2 separate regions of the Homo sapiens genome follow, and region 1 is linked to region 2. A link is an interaction called in ENCODE POLR2A ChIA-PET data of the cell type or tissue named here. Cell type or tissue: IMR-90. All regions are shown on one strand. Each heading gives the region's core, and the rest is flanking DNA. Links, peaks and the distances in the headings are about the cores only. Region 1 overlaps PRKCE (protein kinase C epsilon). Region 2 overlaps PRKCE (protein kinase C epsilon).

What was found. ChIA-PET counts read pairs that join two places held together with the same protein. Peaks named below come from ENCODE experiments on the same cell type or tissue, not always from the same donor. Only the 100,000 strongest peaks of a DNase experiment are listed, where the experiment ranks them.
Region 1: POLR2A ChIA-PET joins it to region 2 with 8 read pairs; 5 of 35 experiments call an interaction of 5 or more read pairs at or near these places.

The regions. Positions count from the first base shown.
Region 1 is chr2:46,092,262-46,104,888 of GRCh38, forward strand. All of the region lies in intron 11 of PRKCE (protein kinase C epsilon), which reads left to right. Among named protein-coding and RNA genes, the nearest start is that of EPAS1, 200 kb to the right of the region's middle. In IMR-90, for the core only: no CTCF peak of the experiment used is centred there; DNase peaks (open chromatin) are centred at 5,710 and 6,550; H3K27ac peaks cover 1,565 bases.
Region 2 is chr2:45,996,168-46,008,794 of GRCh38, forward strand. It overlaps PRKCE (protein kinase C epsilon), which reads left to right. Exons shown (of 15, transcript NM_005400.3): 7 at 5,237-5,379; 8 at 8,375-8,471; 9 at 11,295-11,494. It also overlaps the pseudogene RPL26P15. Among named protein-coding and RNA genes, the nearest start is that of EPAS1, 290 kb to the right of the region's middle. RefSeq lists enhancers at 10,920-11,420, 11,175-12,374, 11,421-11,921. In IMR-90, for the core only: no CTCF peak of the experiment used is centred there; DNase peaks (open chromatin) are centred at 5,764 and 6,584; H3K27ac peaks cover 1,970 bases.

The DNA.
Region 1 (12,627 bases), core at 4,494-6,993, 96 kb after region 2:
CATTTTGAGCATTAAAATTTGGTCTTTATCCACCAGCAGAGAAAGATGTAAGTTATAGACTCTTCCTCCTTAGATTCTCCAAGCCTTTTGATCTCTAATGAGCCCTTATCATCATTCCCTGAGAGTCAGTCTTGCCTTAGTGCCTGTCGTGTGCCCGGTGCCAGAATTGGGCAGAGGGGAGACAAGGAGAAAGGAGGTGCCTCTGCCTTGGCCAAGCCTAGATTCTTCTGTACTCAGGAGGTACTTAGAAAGGGCTTTCCTTGTTGACCATGATGTTTATAAAAAGTCAGATAAGAATCAAGAGCAAGGAACAAAAATCCAGTCAGAACCTCAGTGCACCTTATAAACCTGTCTTAACTATCTTGTTCTCTCCAGAGCTGGGGAACAAAGCCCAAAGGAGAGGCTTAGGAGGGGCTTTCCTAGAAGAAGCTGGGGTTGTACTGAGGTCTCTAGCTGTGCCCTCCAAACCAGGCCTCCGTATGGAAAATGCATACGAAGTTGTGATGTAAATTTTAGTCCTGCCATCCTGCTAGTCAGAGGGGAAAGTGTGTGCCTTAATCTCTGGAATCATATCCTGCCATTGGCACACAGTTAGGGATTTGCTGACATGAATGAAGGTCTTTAGTTAAACCTGAGTTAATAACTGGAAGGTCTAACGTGTAGTCTCATCCTCTTTTAATACATTATCAAGTTATTTAAAGCTCTAATACAAAGAAAGGGAGGAGAAGGTAGGGGCATCTCTTTTTGCCTTTGAGTCTTCTAGGACCTGACCTTTAGAAAGTCACTGAGGGTACTTGGGGATCGTTTTCCCCAGAGAGCATCGTTCTTAGCTGTCAGCGTTACCCCATCCATTATAGAAAATGATATTTTGACATAAAATTCCTAAGGATCTAAGGGCCGAGTCTCTAATGGAAGGAAATCAGCTACCATGGCAGAAATGATGAGTTAAATCAGGGAGGGCCTTGGAGACTGCATAATCCATCTCCTTCGTTTTATAGGTGCAGAACTTGGAAACCAAAATTGTGGAATAACTCACCCGAGTTTACACAATGAGATAGTATAAAGCTTAGATGTTACTTCAGTCAAAGATATACATACAGATGAATTAGTTCTACATGGTGTTTTGGTTAATAAAAAAGCAGTTTTTTTTTTTTTGCCTTCCCTCCCCTCAATTTCCCCTTCCAAAGAAGCAACCACATTCAACTCGCAGCTGGGTCTTTTGGTATGTACCTCTGTATTTAGAAATAACATTATCTTATTGTACTTTTCTTTTTTTTTTTTTTTTGAGATAGGGTCTTGCTCTGTTGTCCAGGCTGCCATGCAGTGTTACAATGATAGCTCACTGCAACCTGGAACTCCTGGATTTGAGCAATCCTCTCACCTCAGCCTCCCAAATTGCTGGGATTACACAGGCATGAACCATGGCACCTAGCCTTATTGTTATTTTAAAAACAATTATTTTACACATTATCTAGTGACCTACCACTGTGGAAAATGAGGTTTTAGTTCCGTTTCTCACCCACTACCCACCTCCACAGCCCTATCACATACGCACACCCTTCCCAACCTCCCATCCTCTCAATATGGTTTACTGTAATTTTGGTTAAATGAATATATAGTATACATTATTATAACTGTGAAATACCATTTGGAATTCAGTTATGTGGTATGCTATAGTTACTTTTCCTTCCCAGTGCATTTTTTTTGTTTATTTTCCCTGAAGTTAATAAATATCTCTTTGTTTTCTATGTAATTATTATTGATTCAACCACAAACTCTCTACAAACTGTCCATATCTCCTTTTAGCATGTTTAGGTATAAGCAGTATTCTATCAATTTCATATTCTTGGATACATTCTTTGCCAAGCCTTGTAAACTATTCCAGTCTAAATGGTTACCTTCTGCCCTGTGTGCCTGCTGCAAAGCTGTCACCCTGGGATCCCACTTCACTTTCATCCTAGGCTTCCTTTTCCCACTATCCTGTGAAGCTCCTGGTTCCAGTATTCCTTGCCTTCCTCTTTCTTTGTATACTGCATCAATTTGGTGAAGCACCTTTAGTAGATTTCTGAGAACAAATATATAGGAAGTGAAATATTGAGACTTTCCTTTTATATCTAAAATCATCTTTATTTTACTCTCAGACTTGATAAAGAGTTTGACTGGGCATAGAATTTTAGATTAAAAAGAATCTTCAGATGAGATCATGTCCTTTGCAGGGACATAGGTGGAGCTGGAAGCCGTTATCCTCAGCAAACTAACACAGGAACAGAAAAGCAAACACTGCATGTTCTCACCTACAAGTGGGAGCTGAACGATGAGAACACATGGACACATGGTGGGGAACTACACACACTGGGGTCTGTCGGGGATGGGGTTGGGAGGGTGGGGAGAGGGAGAGCATCAGAAAGAATAGCTAATGGATGCTGGGCTTAATACCTAGGTGATGGGATGATCTGTACAGCAGACCACCATGGCATGCATTTACCTGTATAACAAACATGCACATCCTGCATAAGAACTCAGAACTTAAAATAAAAGTTGAAGTTAAAAAAAAAAAAAAGCATTTTCACTCAATTTTAAGGTATCATTCCATTGTCTTCCAGCTCTCAGTGCTGCTGTGCAGAAGTCTGAAGTCAATTGAATTCTCAATCATTTGTATGGATCTATTTCTCTTTTCCAGAAGTGTGTTAAAGCTTTGTCTCCATTATTCTAAAATTATTGAATGATGCGATATAGGTCTGTTTTCATCTATTGCACTCGCCCGGCATAGATCTCTTCAATTTAGAAAATTAAGCCCTTCAGTTCTAGAAAATGTATTACTTATTTCTTTACTGATTCTTTCTCTTCTGTTTTCTCTTTCTGGAACTATCATTCAGATATTGGACTAGTCAACTTGGGGTTCACTGTAGACTAATCTGGGTGGCCCACTTAGTTGGGGAACCTCAGACTATCACTATTTCTAGGCCTTTCCTCTTGGAGTGCTTCGATTACTCCCAGAGTCCTGCCTAAAGGGAGACGGCCTGGTGGCCAGCATCGCAGGAACCAAGTGAAGCCAGATTAGAGGACCCGGCTTCCAGAATACACATGTTTATTTAATTCTCCTGTGTTCAGTACTATACCCTCATGCCCATCTACCCCCACTCCATGCTTAGTCTAGAGATCCTGTTTCACTTCTCCAGAGAATAAACCTCTAGGGACAGGGAAGGGGCCGTGCCAAGAAGAAAAGAGAATCTGGATTTATAACTAGTTTTCAACCAAATCTCTCTTTTCTCTCGCTCCACATCACCCTCATCTCCAGAGTAACTGTTACTGCATATTTCCTGAGCTTTGGGGATAGGAAGATGGAAATTCTGCAGCAAAAATTTCATTGCTCTTGACCTTCCCCATTGCTGGTTCAGGATTCAGTTTTCTTGGATCTACTAATTCAGTTACCACTCATCCGTTTACTTTCAAGATTCCAACATTGTGTTGCATTCTTTTCTTACTCTCTCCATCTTTGTGTGTAATTTTGAGAAGGAAAGTAAAATAGTGGTGAATATTCAATATCTACAGTCTTTATCCAGAAATGAACAAGAATCGTAATAACAGCAGCAACAACAATAATAGCAAAACACTTATTTAGCCTTTGTGTAGCCAGACACTATTCTAAACACTTTGCACATGTTACTTATTGAGTCATCACACCAACCTTATACAGTAGAAGCTCTTACTGTCCACTGGATTTACAACCTTTCCAAAAAGGAGATGTTGCCACATCCTACCACCATCACTGGCACTGTGTCAGGTCACCCTGTCCTCTCTGTTGCCAGTCACAGTTTTACATGGGAAGCAACATTGTATGTTGGAGACAGCACAGAGTTTGAGGTCAGAAGAATGAGGCTGAATCCTGGGTCTGCCTCATCTTTGTTGTGTTTTCCTGGGTAGAATAATTAAACTGTTTGAAATGCAGTTTTCTCAGTGTTCCATGGGAATTATAATGCAAACCTCTCTGGACTGCTTTGAAAATTACATGAGAAAACATTTGCAGAAGTGCTGAGTGCAATCTTTGACACCTAGTAAGCTCCATTATTATTGGTTGGCTAAACGGAGAACACAGTTCTGGAGTCAGAAAGTGAATGGACTGAATCATGCCCCCAACCCCCAGATTCTTATGTTGAAGCTCCAATCCCCAGTACCACAGAATGTGATGGCATTTGGAGATAGGGCCTTTAAAGAGGTAATGAAAGCAAAATGAGGTCATTGGGTGACCTAATCCAATATGACTGATGTCCTTATAAGAAGAGGAGGTTAGGACACAGACAAGCACAAGGGAAGACCTTGTGAAGAAACTGGGAGAATACAGCCTTCTGCAAGCCAAGGAGAGAGACTCAAAAGAAACCAACCCTGCCAGCACCTTGGTCTTACACTTCTAGCCTTCACAACTGCAAGAAAATAAATTCCTGTTAAGTCGCTCAATCTGTAGTTTTTTGTTATGGCAGTTCTAGCAAACTAATACTGAGAACCTCAGTTCAAGTCCTAGTATTGCCACTTACTAACTGTGTAATGCTGGGCAAATGACCTCATCTCTCTGAGCCACAGTTTCCTCATCTGTAAAATGGCTCCACTAATGTATATTAAAATAAGAGGGCAAGGCCTGCGGACTTGGCATAAATTGTAATAGTTAAATAAGCTACTGGGCATAAAAATGTCTCTGGGGTTGTTTAGGGGCTCGGCCAGTGCCTGAGGAGTTACAGGTACCCCCACGATGGTGGCAGTGCAGTAACACTGCAGTCTGGGAGGAGCAGGTTGGTGGATATGTGAGTCTGTGTCTCTTTTACAGGCTAAGGGCCCAGATCTCACAACCAGGTGATATTTTATTCTTGTGGTCACTTTGGGACCCAGGGACAGGATATATTGACACTGATAAACGTGCATGACGGTAACCAATGGGCTGGAAGGGCTGACAGATCTGCTTGCATTATAAAGCTGCAAAGTCGGCAGGGTGCAGTGGCTCACACTGGTAATCCCAACACTTTGGGAGGCCGAGGTGGGTGGATCACAAGGTCAGGAGATCGAGACCATCCTGGCTAACGCGGGGAAACCCCGTCTCTACTAAATATACAAAAAAAATTAGCCGGGCGTGGTGGCGGGCGTCTGTAGTCCCAGCTACTCGGGAGGCTGAGGCAGGAGAATGGCGTGAACCTGGGAGGCGGAGCTTGCAGTGAGCCGAGATCACACCACTGCATTCCAGCCTGGGAGACAGAGCGAGACTCCGTCTCAAAAAAAAAAAAAAAAAAGCTGTGAAGTCTGACTTTGGTGTCTTGACTTCCCTGTTGGGCTCCCTTTGCACCCAGCCACCTTCATGAGAACCCGGCCCAAGCCCTGGTCCCTATGTGACCTGCTTCAGCAAAGAAGCTGCCTTTGGAAATGTGCACTTTAGTTATAAAAGTCATTCTGTCCCTCTCCCATGTCATATAGATGAAGAGCTTGTCCCCTACTAAAGGAATGCCAAATACCAGCATGAGTTTTTCAGGAGTCATCACTTTTATATGGGTCCAAATCTACTTGAGGCTGAGACTATCTTTATCCCAAACTGATTCCATGCAGTGTTACCTGCCAATGACAGTTGGGGGGTGAAAGCATTGTGACCTAACAAAGGGGAAGGGAGGAGGAGAGAGGAGAGCCTGAGCTGGCTGGGATGAAAGCCAAGTTTACATTCCTTGGAGGAAGCCGCGTTATTGCTGACCAGCTTAGAAGTAGAATTCTGACTGCCTTTGACATCAGAGGTTTAGAGCAAACAGGAAGTTTGGAACCAAAGGGAAATTCCTGATTAAATTTGAGTGTTTCAGCTAGTAATGTGTGTTCAGAGCAAAAATTATGAGGGACCCCGTCATCTCTTATTTTTGTGTCTTTCATGGTAGCTCATATAGAACTGAGAACCCATTATAGTGGTTAAGGGCACAACTCTGGAACCCCTGGTCTCTAACCCTGCCTCTGCGCTCATTAGATCTGTGATGTTGGGCAAAGAACTTAACTTCCCTAAACCTCAGTTCCTTCATCTGTTAAATGGGGTTATTACTCCCCCCCCAACCCACACAGAAATATTGTGAGAATCAAATGAGAGTTAGTACAAGTAAAGCAGTAACAACTGGTTCTAGTACAGAGTAATTGCTCACTAAACATTAATTAATGTTATTATTATCATTGTTATTTTGCAAGTGGCTGAGTGCACAGTTCATAAGATTCACTTTGTCCATCTCAAAAATGGGGATGAATGTATCCTGCTAGTTAGTAAACTGATGAAAACACTTTGTCTAGTTAGAGGCCTCCAAACAAGGGCTAATTTGAGGTGTTGGGACCTGTCCTATATAGGGGAATTTGACATCAATATATTTTATTTTATGACTATGCTGTGTTCTATAGAAAGTAGATGCCTTGGAACAATTATTGCTGCAATATATTCAACAGCCAGTACTGAATGCTCCAAGGCTTAGTCATATGATTTTTGTTTCTTCAATGCCTTTGGCTATTGAATCATTAGATTGAGCTACTAAAAATGAGAATTGTTTCAGCAAACAAGTGGCAGCTTTGCCGTGGTAAGCAGAGTCCTGTGTGAATGTTTGAAGTTGGTCTCTGTGGTCCCTCCCAGTTGGCCATGTTTGTTTCAAGATGACTCAGGCTGGAGGTGGGGTGAGGAGGAGAGTGGTAGGGGGTACCATAGTGAGCTGAGGTAGTGGAGACTACACTTAATTGGCTTTGCTTCCCTCTGGTCATGCAGCAGCAAGCTAAGGATTCATACTGCTAATTGTTGCCACCTTCTCTCTCCTTGCTTCTGGGTCTCTTCTTCCAACATTCTTGGCCAATTCATTCTGGTAAGCAAGGAGCTGGGTTGCTTTCTTGCTCAGAAGCCTGCCATGACTCCATTATCCCAAGACATCCCCACTCTTCTGCCACTTACTCAAAGCCACCCATAAGCTGACCCTGCCCCTAAGCTTCCTCTCTGGGGTTTATATACTGATCTCTTTCTACCCCACAAGATGACCCCTTTCTATCTCCTCAACAGCTTCTCCAGCCAAACTCCTCTTTGAGTCACTACTTGAGCCTAACAGAGGTGCTCATTGACAGGCCTTTGACACACCCATACACAATGTGCATTTATTACCAAGATCTTAAGCATCAATAGTCACAATACAACATGTTTCCACCACCCTGTACCTTTGCTTAGGAATACCATACCTTTTCCTGGAATAAGGTATGGTATTTTTTTTTTTTTTACGCTAACTTTTCATCCTTTGAGATTCAGCTTCAGATCATTTTTCCTGGCTGTTAGTTATTTCTTCCAGCGAAGTTAGTTATTTCTTCCCCCTGTTAACATTGCATCTGCTACCTTATATTCTAGCACTTCTTATACTGCATTGCAACTATTTCTTGGTTGACTGACCCTACAGAGTTTCCATAGGTTATGATAAATGTATAGTTATACCCAGTGGCCCATGATTTCTTGACTAACCTATTTACATTTATCGAGAAAACTCCAGGGAGGTGAGGGGATTTTCTAAGCATATTTGGCTGCAGGATATATTTTCTAATGGACTTCTCACTGGACCGCTCTTCCCCTGGGCTCCTTTCTGTGTGCATGGCCCTATTTCACCTGTCTTTTTAGTCTTCACAAGGTCTGGTTGGTGAGTTGCTGCAGTGGAAAGAATACAGAGTTAGGAATTAGGGACTAGAACTCTAATAAAGCTCAGTCTTAGTTGGGTGTCCTTGGGCAAATGACTTCTCCTTGCTGGGTCTCAGTTTTCCTACCTACAAAATATGGTGGCCAGACTGGATGATCTAGCTCTGTGATCCTAAGATTGTTTGGTCTGGGAATGCCTTGAAGAGCATCTGAAAATGAATTTCTGAAAATCTGTCTCAAAATTACCTCAGTGAGGCTCCAGAAGGTAACTGATCCCAAGTAACAAGAGTGCCCCTGAGGAACATTCAGAGATCCAGGCCCACAATTCCTGTCATTCCTCGGAAGGTGAGACTTCATTGGCTGGTGGTCCTGTGCTCTGCTCTCGGTATGTCAAATCACCGTCTGTGGGTTTTCCTCCCTCTCTAATTTACCCAAAGTCCTCCCTCTTAACCAAAACAAATAGCTTTTGGGGGATCTGATGTTGCCAAGTTGTATTTGCTCCTGTGGCAAGCAGAGCTCCCGCAAGGGGCTGTAACCAACCATGTAAGCAAGAACTGCTGGCCGAGGAGCAGGGATGCTTGCTCAGAAGTCCTAGTCCTGTCAGGATTGAGAATGCCACCCCTGAGACAACACCCTCTCGGAAGTGGGGCATCTCTCATGAAGTCCCCTCCCGTGTTGGAAATCTGCTCATGCAAAAGCATTCATCAGAAGGGGGTTTCTTTCTAGATTTGTACTTTTGTCTGGGGAAGCAACTAAGAAAAATATCTGTTGTTTGAAGAGCAGTATAATTTAAGCAGACATTCATTTATTCACTCAACAGACAACGAGTAAGTCATTTTTGCTGTGCCAGGTATAGGACTCTAAGATGCCATGACAAGGAAGAAGAGCACATTCTGTCTCTAGCTTCTTTCTGAATCTTCCTTCTTTCCTTTTCTTTTTTCTCTTCTCTTCTCTTCTCTTCTCTTTTCTTGATGGGATCTCGCTCTGTCACCCATGCTGGAGTGTAGTAGCACGATCTCAGCTCACTGCAACCTCCGCCTCCCAGGTTCAAGCGATTCTCCCTCCTCAGCCTCCCTGAATAGCTGGGATTACAAGCACCCGCCAACTTGCCTGGTTCACTGTTGGATTTTTAGTAGAAATGGGGTTTCACTATGTTTGCCAGCTAGTCTCAAACTCCTGACCTCGAGTGATCTGTCCGCCTTGGCCTCCCGAAGTCTGGGATTACAGGTGTGAGCCACCATGCCTGGCCTATTTCTTTTTTAAAAAACTGATAACCAGAGAGACAGTCTCTGCCCCTTTGGCACTTGAATTTAGGTGGGGATGGCAGACAATAAAAGAAGCAATAACAATAAGAGTTATGATAGAAAAAAATATGGAGTTGCCAGGGAAACACATTACAGGGATACCTCAGCCAGTTTAGAAAAAGTCAAGGAAGGCTTTCTGGAGGAAGTGACCACTCCCGGAGAGATCCAATGGGCTAAGTAAGAGTTGGCCAGAGAAAGAGGACATGGAAGAGTGGCCCAAGGAGTGGGAATAGCATGTGCAAAGGCTCTGGTGGAGGGAGAGGGAACACCAAATGGGTCTGTGGCTCTACAGAATTTGTATATGCCTGGAACTCAAAGCACAAATAGAGGCCAGGGACCCTAGCCTCAGAGGCTGTCGAATGACTGTCAAAGCCCTGTAAGTGCACGGTGACATGACCTCAGGTTTTATCTGGAACAACATGTGGGAACTGAAAGATGATCCTAGTATTTAATAGAATTTCAGAGGTGGGAGAAAACTTGGGAGTTTAGTCCTCCAATTCGCTGTTTTATAGATGACTAAACTGAAACTCAGAGACGATGTGGCTTGTCCGAGGACACTCGGTCTCATAGCAACACAGACAGAACCATAAGTTGGGACTCTAGTGTTTTGGTGGTGTATGCTGATAAACTGGCTTTCAAAAAAAAAAAAAAAAAAAAAAAACCCAAAACCCTGATTTGTAGCATTAACTGATTTCTATGGTATAAATATTCTCCCTGGGGCCAGTTTCAGGCTATCCATGTTGAACAACCAGCTCACAAAATTCCTGAAATTTTAACAATCTGCTCTTGTGAGCTGGTGTGAGCTAGCTACAGGTCCCGGCGGGAAAGGTGATTGTGCGTGTCTCTTCCCCATTCTGTGTTCAGTCACATTCCATTGGTAGCTTGAAATCAGCCATGATGGTAGTACTTATACCATGGAAATCAGCAAGGGTTTTCCTCATTGTAAAGCCATTGTTAAGTGCTTGCCAGGACACCACTGGAGTATACAGTTTTCAGGACTAGTAATCAGAGACTCTCTTATGAAGATAAGAGAAAGCATTCCAGTGTGTTAACAGGCCTACACTGGGTTCCTTTACATCTCTGGCCTTGATTTCCTCACCTGTAGAATGAGGATAATGTCAAAGTTCAATAAATTTCAGATGTCTTTAAGATACACCATTATTTTTATTTAAATAAACTTTTTGTTTTAGAACAGCTTTAGATTTACAGAATAGTTGCAAAGATAGAACAGAGAGTTGCCACACACCCTACACCAGGTTCCCCTATTAATGAACTAATACTGACACATTATTATTAACTAAGCCCATATTTTATTCCAATTTCCTAAGTTTTTACCTAATGCCTTCTTGTCGTTGTTCCAGGATCTCATCCAGAATATCATATTACATTTAGTTGTCATGTCTCCTTCAGCTCTTCTTGGCTGTGACATTTTCTCAGACTTTCCTTGTTTTATGACCTTCACTATTTGAGGAATAGTGGTCAGTTATTTTGTAGAATATCTGCCAGCTGGGATTTGTCTGATGTTTTCCTCATGATTAGACTCTGATTATGGATTAGACAGGAATACCTCAGAGGTGAAGTCTTATTTTCATTACATCACATCAAAGGTCCATACTATCAACATGACTTATCATTGATATTGACCTCAATAGTCAATATCAAATGTTTGCCAGGTTTCTCCACTGTAAAGTTTCTCTCCTTTTCCATGCCCTTTTCCATACTGTATTCTTTGCAAAGAAGTATTATATAAAGCCCACACTTGAGGAGTGACAAATTATATTTCACCTCTGTGAGGGCAGAGTAGCAATGTAATTTATTTAGAATTCTTCCACCCATGTGCATTGTCTCCTCCACCATTATATATGTATTTGCTCATTTATTTATATCAATATGAACTCATAGATAGTTATTTTATATTTTGGGTTATAATTCAATACTACTTTATTTTGTTGCTCGAATTATTACAGATCTGCTTATTGGGAGCTCCATTAGGTGGCTCCTGTGTCTCTTTGACATACCCCCATCATTGTGGAGTGGTTTGGTTTTCAGCACTTTCTTACTTTCTGGTATTACAAAATGTATATTTCTTGCCCCAGTCCTAGAATCAGCCATTTTCCTAAGGATCCCTGGCTTCTTTTATTGGAGAATGGAAATAGAAACCAAAATCTAGGTGCGAAGTGTGCTAGTTGCTGCTGGGATGTCATTTCTTGTAGTCCCTCTCAAAGGACAGAACAAGGAATTGTGTGTGTTCTAACTCATGAATACACACATACACATAACTCATGTATAATACACATATTAAGTATTTCTACAGTGGACCCTTGAAAAACATGGGAGTGAGTGAGCAAATATAAAAAACAGTTGAAAATCTGTGTATAACTTTTGAATCCCCCCAAACTTAACTACTGATGCCCTACTGTTGCCCAGAAGCCTTACTGATAACATAAACAGTTAATTGGCCCATATTTTGTATGTTACATGTATTATATACTATATTCTTAAAATGTAAGCTAGAGAAAAGAAAATATTTATAGAAAATCATAAGGAAGAGAAATATATTTATAATTCATTAAGTGGAAGTGGATCATCATAAAGGTTTTCATTCTTATCTCCACATTTGAGTAGGCTGAGGAGGAGGAAGAAGATGAGGGGTTGGCAGAGATGGAAAGGAGGAGGTGGAAGGGGAGGCAGGAGAGACTGGCATACTTGGTGTAACTTCACAGGAATACATCATAATTTCTGTCTGCCTCTTTTGCCTTTTCATTTCTCTAAAAATGTTTCTAAACTATACCAATTCTTCCACCGTTTGCTTTATTTTCAGTGCCCATAGGATTAAAAGGTCCATGTTCTGAAAGAAGTCAAAAGCAACCTTGAATAATCAGAATCCTCTGCCAGATTGCCTAATGTCAGTTTTTATTCTGGCACTGCTGCTCTACTTCTTCTTCCTCATCATCTGGCATTGCTTTGGAAGCCTTCGTCTCCATCAAGTAACCTTCTGATAATTCTTCTGATGTGATGTCTATTAGCTCTTGAATTACCCCAAGATCCCTATCTTGAAACCCTTCACCTTGTACTTTTTTTTTTTTTTTTTTGCCATATCTGCAATCTCTTTCATGATTTTCTTGATTGGTCTGTTGTAAATCCTGTGAAGTCATGCACAACATCTCAAAAGTTTTCTCCTACAGGTATTTATTGTTTCAGGCTTAATGGCTTTCATGGCTTTTTCTAGAACAAGGATGGCATCTTCAGTGATGTAACCCTTCCAGACTTTCATGATGCTCTCTCTGTTGGGGTTCTTTTCTGTAGCATTGGCAGTCCTTTCCATAGAGTACTATATACAATGAGCCTTAAAGGTCTTTATGATCCTCTTATTAAGAGGCTAAATTAGAGATATTGTGTTTGGGGGCAAGTAGACCACTTTGACTTCTTTGATGTTCAACTTATGAGGTTCCAGATGGCCAGGGATATTGTTCAATATCAAAAGAACTTTAAAAGGTAGTCCTTTACTAGCAAGGTACTTCCTGACTTCAGGGACAATGAAACCAATTGTCCAATGAAACCAATCTAGAAAAAGTGTTCTTGTCCAGGTCCTTTTGTACAACCGAAAGACTGGCGGCTGGGGTTTATCTTTTCCCTTCAAGGCTCTGGGGTTAGCAGCTTTATAGA
Region 2 (12,627 bases), core at 4,720-7,219:
GGTGTATAGGAAAACAACTGACTTTTGTATATTAACTTTGTATTCTTCAATCTGGCTATAATCATTATTGGTTCCAGGAGTTTTTTGTTGATTCTTTTGGATTTTCTACATGGACAATCATATCATCTACAAACAAAGATAGTTTTATAGTTTTATTTCTTCCTTTCCAATCAGTATACTTTTTATTTCTTTTTCTTGTCTTACTGCATTAGTTAGAACTTCCAGTATAGTGTTGAAAAGGAGTGGTGAGAGGGAGCATCCTTTTTGTGTTCCTGATCTTAGTATGAAATTGGCTGTAGGGTTTTTGTTGATGTTCTTTATTAAGTTGAGGAAATTCTCTTCAGTTCCTTGTTTACTGAGATATTTTATCATAAATAGGTTTGGATTTTGTCAAATGCTTTGTCTACATCTATTGTTAGAATTATTTGATTTTTTTTCTCTCTTTAGTCTATTGATAACAATTGATTACATTAGTTGATTTTTCAAATGTTGAACCAGCCTTGCTTGCCTGGGATAAATCCTACTTGGTCATGGTGTGTAATTCTCTTTATAAATTGTTGGATTCAATTTGCTGATTGTTGTTGAAGATTTTTTGCATTCATATTCATAAAAGTTATTGATCTGTAGATTTTATAATATCTTTGCTTTGATATTATGGTAATGGTGGCCTCCTAAAATGAGTTAGGATATATTCTGTCTGTTTCTTTCTTCTAGAAGATATTATAGAGAATTGATATAATTTCTTCCTTAAGTGTTTGGCAGAATTCACCATTTGGGCCTAGTGCTTTCTGTTTTGGAAGGTTATTAATGATTGATTCTATTGCTTTACAAGATAAGCCTGTTTGTACTGTGTATGTCTTCTTATGTAAGTTGTGGCAGATTGTGTATTTTAAGGAATTAGTCTCATTTTGTGTGGGTTATCAAATGATAGGCATAATATTCTTTATAATACTCTTTTATTCTTTTAATGCCCATAGGATCCATAATGATGTCCTCTCATTTCTGATATTAATAATTTGTGTCTTCTCTTTCTCTCTCTCTCTCTCACTAGCCTTACTAGAGGCTTATTGAGTCTATTGCTCTTTACAAAGAACCAGCTTTTTGTTGTTGGTTTTTCTCTACTGATTTTCTGTTTTTAATTCAAATGATTTTTGCTCTAATTCTTATTATTTCTTTTCTCCTGCTTACTTTGGATTTAAGTAAGCTACTTTGGTCTCCTTTTTCTAGTTTCCTAAGATAGAGGCTTAGATTATTGATTTTTAGAATGTTTTTCCTAATATATGCATTCAATGCTATAAACTTCCTTTGAAGCACTGCTTTTGCTATATCCCACTAATTTTGATGTTGTATTTTATTTTATTTCATTTTTTATTTTTATTTTATTTATTTATTTTTTTGAGACAGAGTCTCACTCTGTCACCCAGGCTGGAGTGCAGTGGTATGATCTCGGCTCACTACAACCTCTGCCTCCCGAGTTCAAGCGATTCTCCTGCCTCAGCCTCCCAAATAGCTGGGATTGCAGGCATACGCCACCACACCTGGCTAATTTTTGTATTTTTAGTAGAGATGGGGTTTTGCCATGTTGGCCAGGCTGGTCTCAAACTCCTGACCTCAAGTGATCCACCTGCCTTGGCCTCCCAAAGTGCTGGGATTACAGGCATGAGCTTCCATACCCGGCCGGTAAGTTGTATTTTAATTAATTCAAAATATTTTAAAACTTATCTTGAGATTTCTTTTCTCACTCATATGCTATTTAGCAATGTGTTTAATCTCCAAGTATTTTGGAATTTTTGAGCTATCTTTCTCTTATTGATTTCCAGGTTAATTCCATTGTGGTCTAAAGCCAACATTGTATGATTTCCATTCTTTTAAATTTGTTAAGGTGTATTTTATGGCCCAGAATGTGGTCTTTCTTGGTGATTGCTTCATATCTTGAGAAGAATGTGTATTCTTCTGTCACCGAATGAAGTTGTTGATAGATGTCAGTTATATTCAGTTGATTAATGTTGCTGTTGATTCAGTTGATTAATGTTGCTGTTGATTAATGTTGCTGTTGATTTGATTAATGTTTCTGCCTGCTAGATCTGTTTATTTTTGAATAAAGGGGTGCTGAAGTCTCCAATTATAATAGCAGCATCATCTGTTTCTCCTTGTAGTACCATCAGTTTTTGCCTCACTTACTTTGATGCTCTGGTTTTAGGTACATACACGTTAAAAATTACGTCTTTTTTGAGAATTGACCTTTTTATCCCTAATAACTTTCCTTGCTCTGAAGTCTGCTGGGTCTGAAATTAATTTAGCTTTTCTGCTTTTTTGGGTTTAGTGTTAGCATGGTATATCTTACTCTATGTCTTTACTTTTAATCTGTATGTGTCTTTAAGGTGGGTTTCTTGTGAACAACATATAGTTAGTTGGGTCTTGTTTTTTTTGATCCACTCTAACAATCTGTCTTTTAATTGGTATATTTAGACTATTGACATTTGAAGTCAATGATTATTGATTATTGACATACTTGGGTTAATATCTACTATAGTTAGTACTGTTTTCTATTTGTTGCCCTTATTCTTTGTTTCTATGTTTGTCTTCCACTCATTTTCTGCCTTTTGTGGTTTTAATTGAGCATTTAATATGTTCGTATTGTTTCTCTCCTTTCTTAGCGTATCATTTATACTTTCTTTTTTACTTATTTTAGTGCTTGCTGTGGAGTTTGCAGTATGCATTTACAACAAATCCAAATCTACTTTCAAATAATATTGTGCTGCTTCATGACAGTACAAGTACCTTATAATAACAAAATTATCCTAATTCCTCCCTGCCATCCTTGTCTCATTACTATCATTTATTTCACTTACACATAAGCATACCTAGCATATATGAAATACTATAATTACACATAATCAGCACATTACTAATATTATGATTTTGGGCAAACCATTAGCTGTTAAATTAATTAAGAATAAAAATAAAAGTTTTTATTTTACCTCCACTTATTTCTTCACCTTTCTTTACCTGCTCTCTTTTTCATGTAGATCCAAGTTTCTGAGCTGTATCATTTGTCTTCTCTCTGAAGAACTACTTTTAACATTTCTTACAAGGCAGATCACTGCCCATAAATTCCTTCCATTTTTGTTTGTCTGAGGAAGTTTTAATTTCTCCTTCACTTTTGAAGGATAATATTGCAGGGTAGAGAATTCTAGGGTGGTGGGGTTTTTATCTCAACATTTTGAATATTTAACTTCTTGATGGCATGGTTTCTGAGGAGAGGTTGGATGTAATTCTTATTTTTCCTCCTTTATAGGTAAAACTTTTTTTTTTCCTTTGACTTCTTTCAGCGTTTTTTAAATAGTTGATTTTCTGTAGTTTAGAAATTATATGCCTTGGTATAGTTTTTTGTTGGTTTGTTTGTTTGTTTCTTTTTGGCATTTATCCTGTGTGGTGTTCTTCAAGCTTCCTGGAGCTGTGGTTTGGTTTGGTGTCTGACATTAATTTTGGGAAATTCTCTGTCCTCATTGTATCAAATATTAATATTTTTTTCTGTTCCTTTCTCTTTCTTCTCGTAGTGGTAGTCTCTTTTTGCATATGTTACACTTTTTGTAGTTATCACCCAATCCTTGGATATTTTTTCCAGTCTTTGTTCTCTTTATTTTTTCATTTTTGAAGCTGCTATGGATATATCCTGAAGCTCAGAGATTGTTTCTTCAGCCATGTCTAGACTACTAATAAGCCCATCAGAAGCTTTCTTCATTTCTGTTAGTGTTTTTGATCTCTAGCAGTTCTTCTGATTCTTTCTTAGCATTTCCATCTCTCTGCTTATACTGCCCATTTGTTCTTACATGCTGTGTACATTATCCATTAGAACCCTTAGCATATTAATCATAGTTGTTTTAAATTCCCAGTCAGATAATTCCAGCATCCCTGCTATATCTGAGTCTAGTTCTGATGTTTGCCTTGTCACTTCAAACTGGTTTTTTGGGGTTTTTTTGTTTTTTTTTTTCTTTGCCTTTTAGGATGCCTTACAGTTTTTTCTTGCCAGACATTATATACCGGGTAAAAGGAACTGTCAGTAAACAGGCTGTTAGTAATGTGAGTAACGTGTGGAGGGAGGGAAAGAATTACATAGAGCTGTGATTAGGGTGTTTTCATGAATTTGTGCCTTTGAGCTGTGAACCTCACAAGTGCTGTTCAGTCCTCCCCTGGCCTTAGATAGGACAGGATGGCTAGAGTGGGCTGGAGTTGGGGATTTCCTTGTCCCCAGATCAGTCGGGGTCTGATAAAACCTCAATCTCTGATAAAAAAAAAAAACAACCCTCAACCTCTGATAAAATAGTTTCTCCTAAGAGAAGCCCTCGTTAAGAAGAGCAGAGTGCTCTGGGCTATTTTAAAAAATGGTTCTCTCCCCACGTTCCCCACCCCCAACCCCCACACTGAAATCCTGAGATTTTCTCCATATTTACTATGAGAATCTAGTTGAGCTCCTGAAGAGCACGACTCTCAACTGAATGTACAAAAGTCTATCAACTCAACGACTGGGTCCCCCTTAGAGTTTTTGACTCTCAGGCTTGTCTGCTCTGAGCCCATTTGTTGGTTACAGTTACAGTTTTTCTACCCCAGCATTGTTCCTACAGAGGTTTCTGCTTCAGTAAGTTGCGATTCTCTGTATTCGCCTGGTTGGCTGTCTAATTCTGGGAGCAGCAGTTTCAGTTTGCCCTAGGACTTCACTTCACTTGGTGGATCTCGGAAGAGCTGTTGATTTTGTAGTTTGTTCAGCGTTTTGCTTGTTAGAATGGAGTGCTGCTGACTTCTAAGCCCCTTAGGTGCCAGACTTCAATGAGCAGGTTGTTTTCACCTGTGATGTCTTACACCAAGGACAACTAAGTGAAGAGGGAAAAGCAAAGGAATTCATTGAATTCAGACTGGAGATCTGAAAGATTCCCAGTCCCTGGAGGGAAATATAAATGTGACATTTACTTACTTATCTATATTTAGGGTATACGTAGAAAGGATGGCTGGAATGAAGTACTAGAAACAGTGGTTATCTCTGCAAGGTGGTTTAATGAATGATTTTGGTTTTGTATGATGGAAGACATATATATATATATATATATTTCTGTATTTTCCAAATTATATCTTAAATGAACATGTAATACTTCATGAACATATAATACAATCTCAAAGAAAAGAAGCAACATCTTAGGCCATGAACACTTATCTGTCTTTTCTCCATGTCTCCTTACAGTCTGCAAAATGAATGTTCACCGTCGATGTGAGACCAACGTGGCTCCCAACTGTGGAGTGGATGCCAGAGGAATCGCCAAAGTACTGGCCGACCTGGGCGTTACCCCAGACAAAATCACCAACAGCGGCCAGAGAAGGAAAAAGGTAACTGGCTGTTTGGTGGTGTTGCTGGAGCCCTTTTCAGGCTAGCATTTCTGTGCTGACTTCCAGAGGGTGCTCTGGAGTGAGGTAATAAGATTCCTGGGTTTGAGGTATTTTACTCAGAACTGCAGTACTTAAAGAAAAAAACAAAGATAGAAGCCAGGCAGGTAACATTAATGTCTTCTTGAGCTCCAAAAGTGGACTGAAAACACAGCAAGCCTCAAGGGTTACGTTTGCCAAAGAAACATAAACTTTGAGATGAGGAATTTGAAATTCCTTCTAGAAAAAGCTTAACAACTCCATACAAGGAAATGGACTTATCTGCTTCCAGAACTGGCATGAAAGCAATGTCAGTGTCTGAACTTCACCCTTGGTATCATTATAATGGAGATAAATGGGTGAAGAACTGGAACCACATTCTTTTCTAGGGAGGAAGCCAAGATGATTTGTGATCATACCAGCACTGAGCTGCCTGGGGAATATTGTTAATGTCTCACGACATGAAACATCTGGGCCATTCTTTGGAGACCAAAACTGTCTCTATCTCTGTGACATTCTAAATATCAGTAAGAAGAGATCCATTTGCCAAAATGTTATTTTGGTAAGTCAGGGCCCACAGATGTAAACAGGGGGAAAGGCATCCGTAGCATTTCATTTGTAGGCTCTTCTTTAGCCCTGGCTCCTAGCCTAGAAAATTTAAGAGGTCTTTGAAAAGTAAGTTATGAGAAAATTAGAACCATGTTAACAGGGCAGAAAATCCGGGTGAAGGGTGCAGTGGGGCGTGGCCCTCATTGCCCAGTGGCGAACATCCTCAAGCCCCCTGCTAGAAAAGCAAGTCTGACTCTAGGTACCTCTGCAATCTTCCGCCTAAATAGTCTCCCTGAATTTTGCCCTGAAATGTCTTCTAAAGGCATTTCCTACATTTCCTGGTCATCTTGTCATGTTAGAAGCTACCCGTGGCTCTTCCATGTTGCTTCTCTTGTATAGGAAAGGTTGAAGGGTTCTTATTTTCTTAAACTTCTCCTACCCTGTTTTCTCAATAAGCAAAGCTGTTGTGCAAGGGTTGCAGAAAAAATTCTCTTCTCTCTGGTTGAGATAACTGAGACTTTGTGCTTTTGGTGGCTCTTCTCAGCTTTGTAAATTCCACTGGTGGAAACAAGACTTCACTTGTTGACCCAAGGCCCTGGAATTGCAAGCAGAGTATCAGTACCCAAGAATGCTAGGGCCCTGCTGAAGAGGCAAGCTGAGCAAACACTCTGTCATGACAACGTTATGCAAACACATTTAAAAGCTCTAGAGAGAACCCTTTTCAGGAGACATGGTTTTTATTCTTGTCTAGAAGTAAATTAAGACAGAATCTTTGTCATGAAACATTTGAAAGAAAACTCAGTACCTGCTGTCTTTGCGCTATATTTACATGGGTTGTCATGCCAGCTGTGAGACATTGTCTGCCTTGTCTTGGATTTGGAAGAACCAACAGGTAAGAAGCCAACATGGAGAAATTCAAGAAGGGGCAGGGTGGAAGGCTGAGGGACTGTAGTCCTGATATTTTTATTGCTGGGATGCTTCTGATGCCAAAATTGGGAAAAACCAAGTTGTAACTCAAGTCACTATGAGAGGTTGGGAGAGGAGTGCCCTTGGTCTGAAGCTCAAAGGCTTCTTTGCAGGAATATCAGACTTTCTGGTGTTTTGGTAGCCCTCGTGTTGCCCCTTGCAACTAGTCCATCATCCAGAAAGGATGTGTGTGCACAGCAGGTAGACCAAGAGTTAGTACTAAAAGGGAGCAGAAGTGTTTGTGATCTTTGAGTCTAAACCACTGATGTTAATGGAGACTCAAAGTGGATATGCCAGCATCTATGCGAAGGAACAAACCTCACTGGAGGTGTTCTATTAAAATTTACCAACAAATATCAATATATCTGAAAATATTTATTGAGCATCTATTATGTTTCTTACTTTGTGTAAGTCACTAGGGGCAATAAAAGTGCCGGACAGAGTCTTACCTTTAAGTATCCTATAGTCTACTTAAGTGGAGAACACCTCACAATATACACATAAAGATACTAACTATAAAAAGCTGAATAAGATATAAATAAGTGCCAAACAGGTGTTAGAGACAAGTGTCACATTGCTTTGCATGAGATAACTTGCATTGCTTGGATAGGTGGAGGGGGACGTTATGGAAGACATGGGGTGAGCTTTGCTTAGAAAGGTCAATTGTATTTGGATAGAATTAAAAGTGAACAAACTGAAGTCTCTTGTTTTCTTCCCTTAAATTGGCAAATGAAACCTTGAGTCTGTGCTTTCAGAATATCAATTCAGCAAGTAACACTGGGTATTAGGAACACTCTCTTTTTTTTTTATTTTAGCAGTTTTTAATGAAAGTTATATGTAAGATTTATTCCTGAATCCTCTCAATTGTTTTTTCCTTGCATTTGCCCTTCTCTTTTCCTACTTGGTGAGATGTGGCTTTCCGTTCAAAGATCTCTTTGCAGTCTTTGTCCAGCTTTAGCCTGGTGATAACCACCTTGCTGGGGTAGATACCCACGTGGATAGTTGAACATTAGCCTTTTCCTGCTGTACCCGTCCAATGTAGATGATGTATTTCTTCCTGTAAACCTGGACTACTTTTCCAGCTTGCTAACCTTTATGGTGTCCTCGCACAACCCGAACTACTTCATCCTTTTGGATGGGGTTGGATCAAACATTGTACCTCTGTCTCAGCTCTTTGGAATGAGGGGAAGACATCATCCTTCTGTGAATGTAGGGAAGGTGCACTGAAATTCCTTTTGTGGTTCTTGCTCTGGTCAGACGTCACAGAGGGATCGAACTTCATTTTGGCTACTTTGGCGATGGCTGCAAGAGGACAGAGATCTACTGAATTCCTGCTGCTCTGGGAACTCTCATGGCTCTTATACGGCATCTTGATGCTTTTGACATCAGAAAACTCTCAACCCTCCCTTCTGATGCCTCTGTCCCTGCTTTCTCTCCTCTCTAGCTCATTGCTGGTGCCGAGTCCCCGCAGCCTGCTTCTGGAAGCTCACCATCTGAGGAAGATCGATCCAAGTCAGCACCCACCTCCCCTTGTGACCAGGGTGAGACCCTCAGATTTGCTTCCTGACCTCTGAGTTCTGCCATTGGATGGACCAAGGAGCTCTGAGGCCTCTTTAACCAAGAGTGAGCTTGTTAGCTGAAATAGCTAGCAGCCCTGGTGGGTTTTCACACACCCGTTGCCTGTTGATTTAACAGTTCTTTCATTCTCCAAGACCTTCTTGAGGGCTGGGCACTCCATGGCCATATCTGCCTTAATTTCCTTCCAGGCCAGGGTAAGAGGAGAGCGAGTGTATGATGTTATGGTTATCTGTTTTCCCTTGCCTCTGTCCCTGGTTCCAAGTGTACTGCAGAGAGAAGGGTACAGCTCCCTCTCTTAAAGCTCTTGCCTGGCCCTAGACCTGTCAACACCACTCCCTTGAGTTGAGTTTGACACTCCCTCCCCCATCATCATACCCAAAACCTGAGATCAGCTTGAGTTTGGGGCTGGGTGAGGGAGGATGTCTTCTATCCTGGCCTTTGGGTGGGTGAGGATAGAAAGATGAAGCTAGAGGAGAGACTGAGAAAAGAAGTGGGAAGGAGGCCAGTCCTAGGCCTGTTTCCCCTCTACAGCTCCAGATATCTCCTTCTGTCCGACTGTGCTTCAGACAATAAGTTCTGCAGACATAATTTGCACAATAATAATTCTGCAGCCATCCGAGAATGATGAGGCTGAGGAGGGACTTACACTTGCAAAACCTCCTGCTCTCGTGACCATTATCAGATATGCCTGGTAAGGGACATATGCATCTGCAGAAGAGGAATAACCATCACAGCCTGACAATGGTGCCTTGGTTTTTCTATATCCCTTTTTGTATTCATTATCCTAATTTTATGCCCATACCCACTCTATGTTGGTGCTTCATTACTGTCCCCCAGGTTAGTGAGTGGGAAGTGGGAGGTCAGAGTGTGGAAAAGTTCTGTCCCAAGGTTTGGAGATAAGTCAGTGGTAAGGGCAAGACTGTACCCATGCTGGCTGAGGGACACACTCTCAGAAACCCTGCCATCAAACCTTCCTTGGAGGTCACCACCATGACCCAGACCTTCTTACCCAGGAGTAAATAAAAGAGCTTCGGGGGTCATGCACCAGCCCTGAGGCCACAGAATAATTGGTCTCAGTCCCTCTTCGTGCTACTCCAATTAACTTTCTGTGTCTTTATACTCTACCTCATTCCAAATGAGATTTGAAGCATTCATAAGTAGCCTGATGTACTCTGGGGCTGCAGAACTTGTAGCTATTTTCCCAGACCAGTTTGGGGGTTTTCACGTGTTCCTTTCTGAGGCTGAGATCCCCTTTGGGAGCTTCAGGGAGACAGGGTCATATAGAAAAGAGACCCCAGGTAAGAGTTCAGAGACCAGGGTTTGTAGGCCTGGCTCCTGCCCTGCATGCTCTCTGGCTCTGAGCTCTGCCATTGGATGGATACAGTGGCAGGATACAGCGGCCCCAGGGCCTCTGTTCATCCCACTTGACACAGACGCCAGGATTTCCCAGTAGTGATGTTAGCACAGATGTCCCTCTGAGCGACATTATTACAGAACAGAAATAAGACATAGTTTCTTTTTCTTCCCTTGTAAAGACACATAGAAAAACCTTTTCTTCAAGCTTTGCTGTCCCCAAACAACTATGTTTTGCCTTCCAAAATTCATTTAATAACTGAGGCTTTTAGCTCTATTGTGAGATTAAAAGTTATTTAGTCAAGCTAAGTGATAGGTGGATAACTGCTGAACTGGCAAGGGGAGTGTCTGCAGACTCAGCAGCTTTCCCCGTCTTCACCCTCCCCAACACGTCTCAGAGGAGCCAAACTCCAGATCTAGGAAAGATCTCCGGATTCCTTGAGTAAGCCCTTATGGGACTCTGTCCTTCTGAAAAGAAGCTGAAGATCTCTTTCTGTCACTCATGCCTAATTCTCATTCCCAAGGGTTAATAGGCTATGTTCCCCTTCCATAATCCAAGTTATTCACAAGCATCATTTAAAATCGGATTTTGCTCAAGATGCCCATTTCCACACAGAAGAGTGCGTGTCTTGATGAATGAGTTGCTAACAGTAAAGCTTCTTCAAATAGAAAAGGTCAGAGGATCATCCAGCATTATCTCCCCCAGGTAATTCAGGTCATAAGCTCTAGAGCGGGGCACAAGACTGTCTCGTAGTTGAGAAATTGTACTGAGAAATTCCCGCCCCATTGGAGATAAGTTTGCAACATGTCACTTGGGAAAGCAATTCTTTTGTTAATAATAAGCCCATTGCTCATTTTGTTAGATAACCTTGTGTAAGATGGGTATTTAGAAGAAACCCGGCAACAAGGCTGAGTAAAGGTTTTTAGAAGGTATGAAGGTTTCTACCTTCAGTGATCAGCCACCGTTCTGATGGCTCAGTTGTTGAAATAATTATATCACCAGTGATTACTGTGATGACAGTTCTTGATTCGTTGTTCTCATCTTCAGAGGAAACTTGAAGGATACCTGTGACTCTGCAGAATTCCAGAGAGGGCCCAGATTTGTGTGCTTTACCTAGAACAGTGGAATAGGCTACTAGCCAAAGGGGGCTTTCAGAGAGACAGCCAGGTCCAGTGTAATCTGGAGTTGACAAGGGCAGGGAAGGGACTGTGTCCTCCTCCTCTTTGCATACCTAAGCTCTGCTGCGCATTAGGTGCCAATAAGAGTGTGGTGAACAGATGAAGGAACATACAAAGGGATGTCACACTGGATCTGTTGTGAAGAACCAGAAAGAGGACTGAGAGCTTACAGGGGAAAGTCTGAGTGTTGAGTCCTAATGTAACAGGCTTAAGAGGTATGCACTAATGCAATTTCTTGTTCCCCTTGGCCCTAGAAATAAAAGAACTTGAGAACAACATTCGGAAAGCCTTGTCATTTGACAACCGAGGAGAGGAGCACCGGGCAGCATCGTCTCCTGATGGCCAGCTGATGAGCCCCGGTGAGAATGGCGAAGTCCGGCAAGGCCAGGCCAAGCGCCTGGGCCTGGATGAGTTCAACTTCATCAAGGTGTTGGGCAAAGGCAGCTTTGGCAAGGTCTGTGGCACACACGGGTGGAACTGCTGGTTTTGTTCTACTCCTTAGCATTGTTTCGTCTGTTTGATCTAAGATTGAGAGAGGAACCTTTCAGCCTGATCTCGTTAGGTTTTCTTTCCTTTTTTGTAAGTGCAAATGACCTGAGGCCAAGTAGATAGGAGCGCTGGTTCTGCTATTAATTGGCTATATGAGACTTTCAAGTAGTGATTTAATCTCTTTGGAATTCAATTTTTCTCATTTGTTGAATGGGGACAGGAATCAAGTGAGATGGTAGATGAGAAAGCACTTTGGAAAGTTTTAAATGCTCAGTGTTCCAAATCAATAGTAGTGTCAATACATGTCTTCCCTCCTTCAGAGATCAGCTGAAATTCTGTTTTTAATTTGTTATGAAGACTTTGAGAATGAATCTCTGCCCTCAGCAAACCTAGGGTTTAAAGCAAATTTAGCATGCATTACTTTGGAAGGTAAATGTTATTTAACTGATCTTTCTGGCATGTAATAAATGTTCTGTTTATCCTTTACACGTGGCAAGAAAATGGGAATAATCATCTCATGCCTCGGATCAGGGTCCTCTGCCCTTGGTGCCATTCTCCATATCCTGTTCCCACTGAGATGAACACAGTGGTGTGGGGTGTGGCCTTTAGTATGCTCAATAAAGCACTAAAGGTGATCAGCCACCATTCCGATGGCTGGGTGAGATGGAAAAATTAACTCCTGTTCATTTAGAAAGAAGATGAAGGGGCAGGGAGCAGAGGAAGCTGTTTGCATTTCACCTGAGATCTCTGATTGTTCCCTGGTTCTGTTCAGAGCTAAGCCTGGGAGTCACCTTTCTGGGACCCCCTGAGAAGTTCTGGGAGGTCCTGCTCTGGGGACCAGGAAGCTCCTGGGATCACATGCCCTGGCATGTCCTGGACTCTTGAAAGCAGCAGCCTGTAGGTCAGTCAGCTGGCCCATCCCACCTGGTTCCCAGCCGTCTCACCTGCCCCTATCTCACCCTGATACCACTCTGGTGGGAAGGTAACTGGGGTTTACTTAAATGGCAAAAGCTGAAGCAATTACATTCTTTAGAGACTGACTAAATAAAAAGAGGTCCTCTGGTTAGGCATAACTCTGGGACCTGAACAGGATGTGGT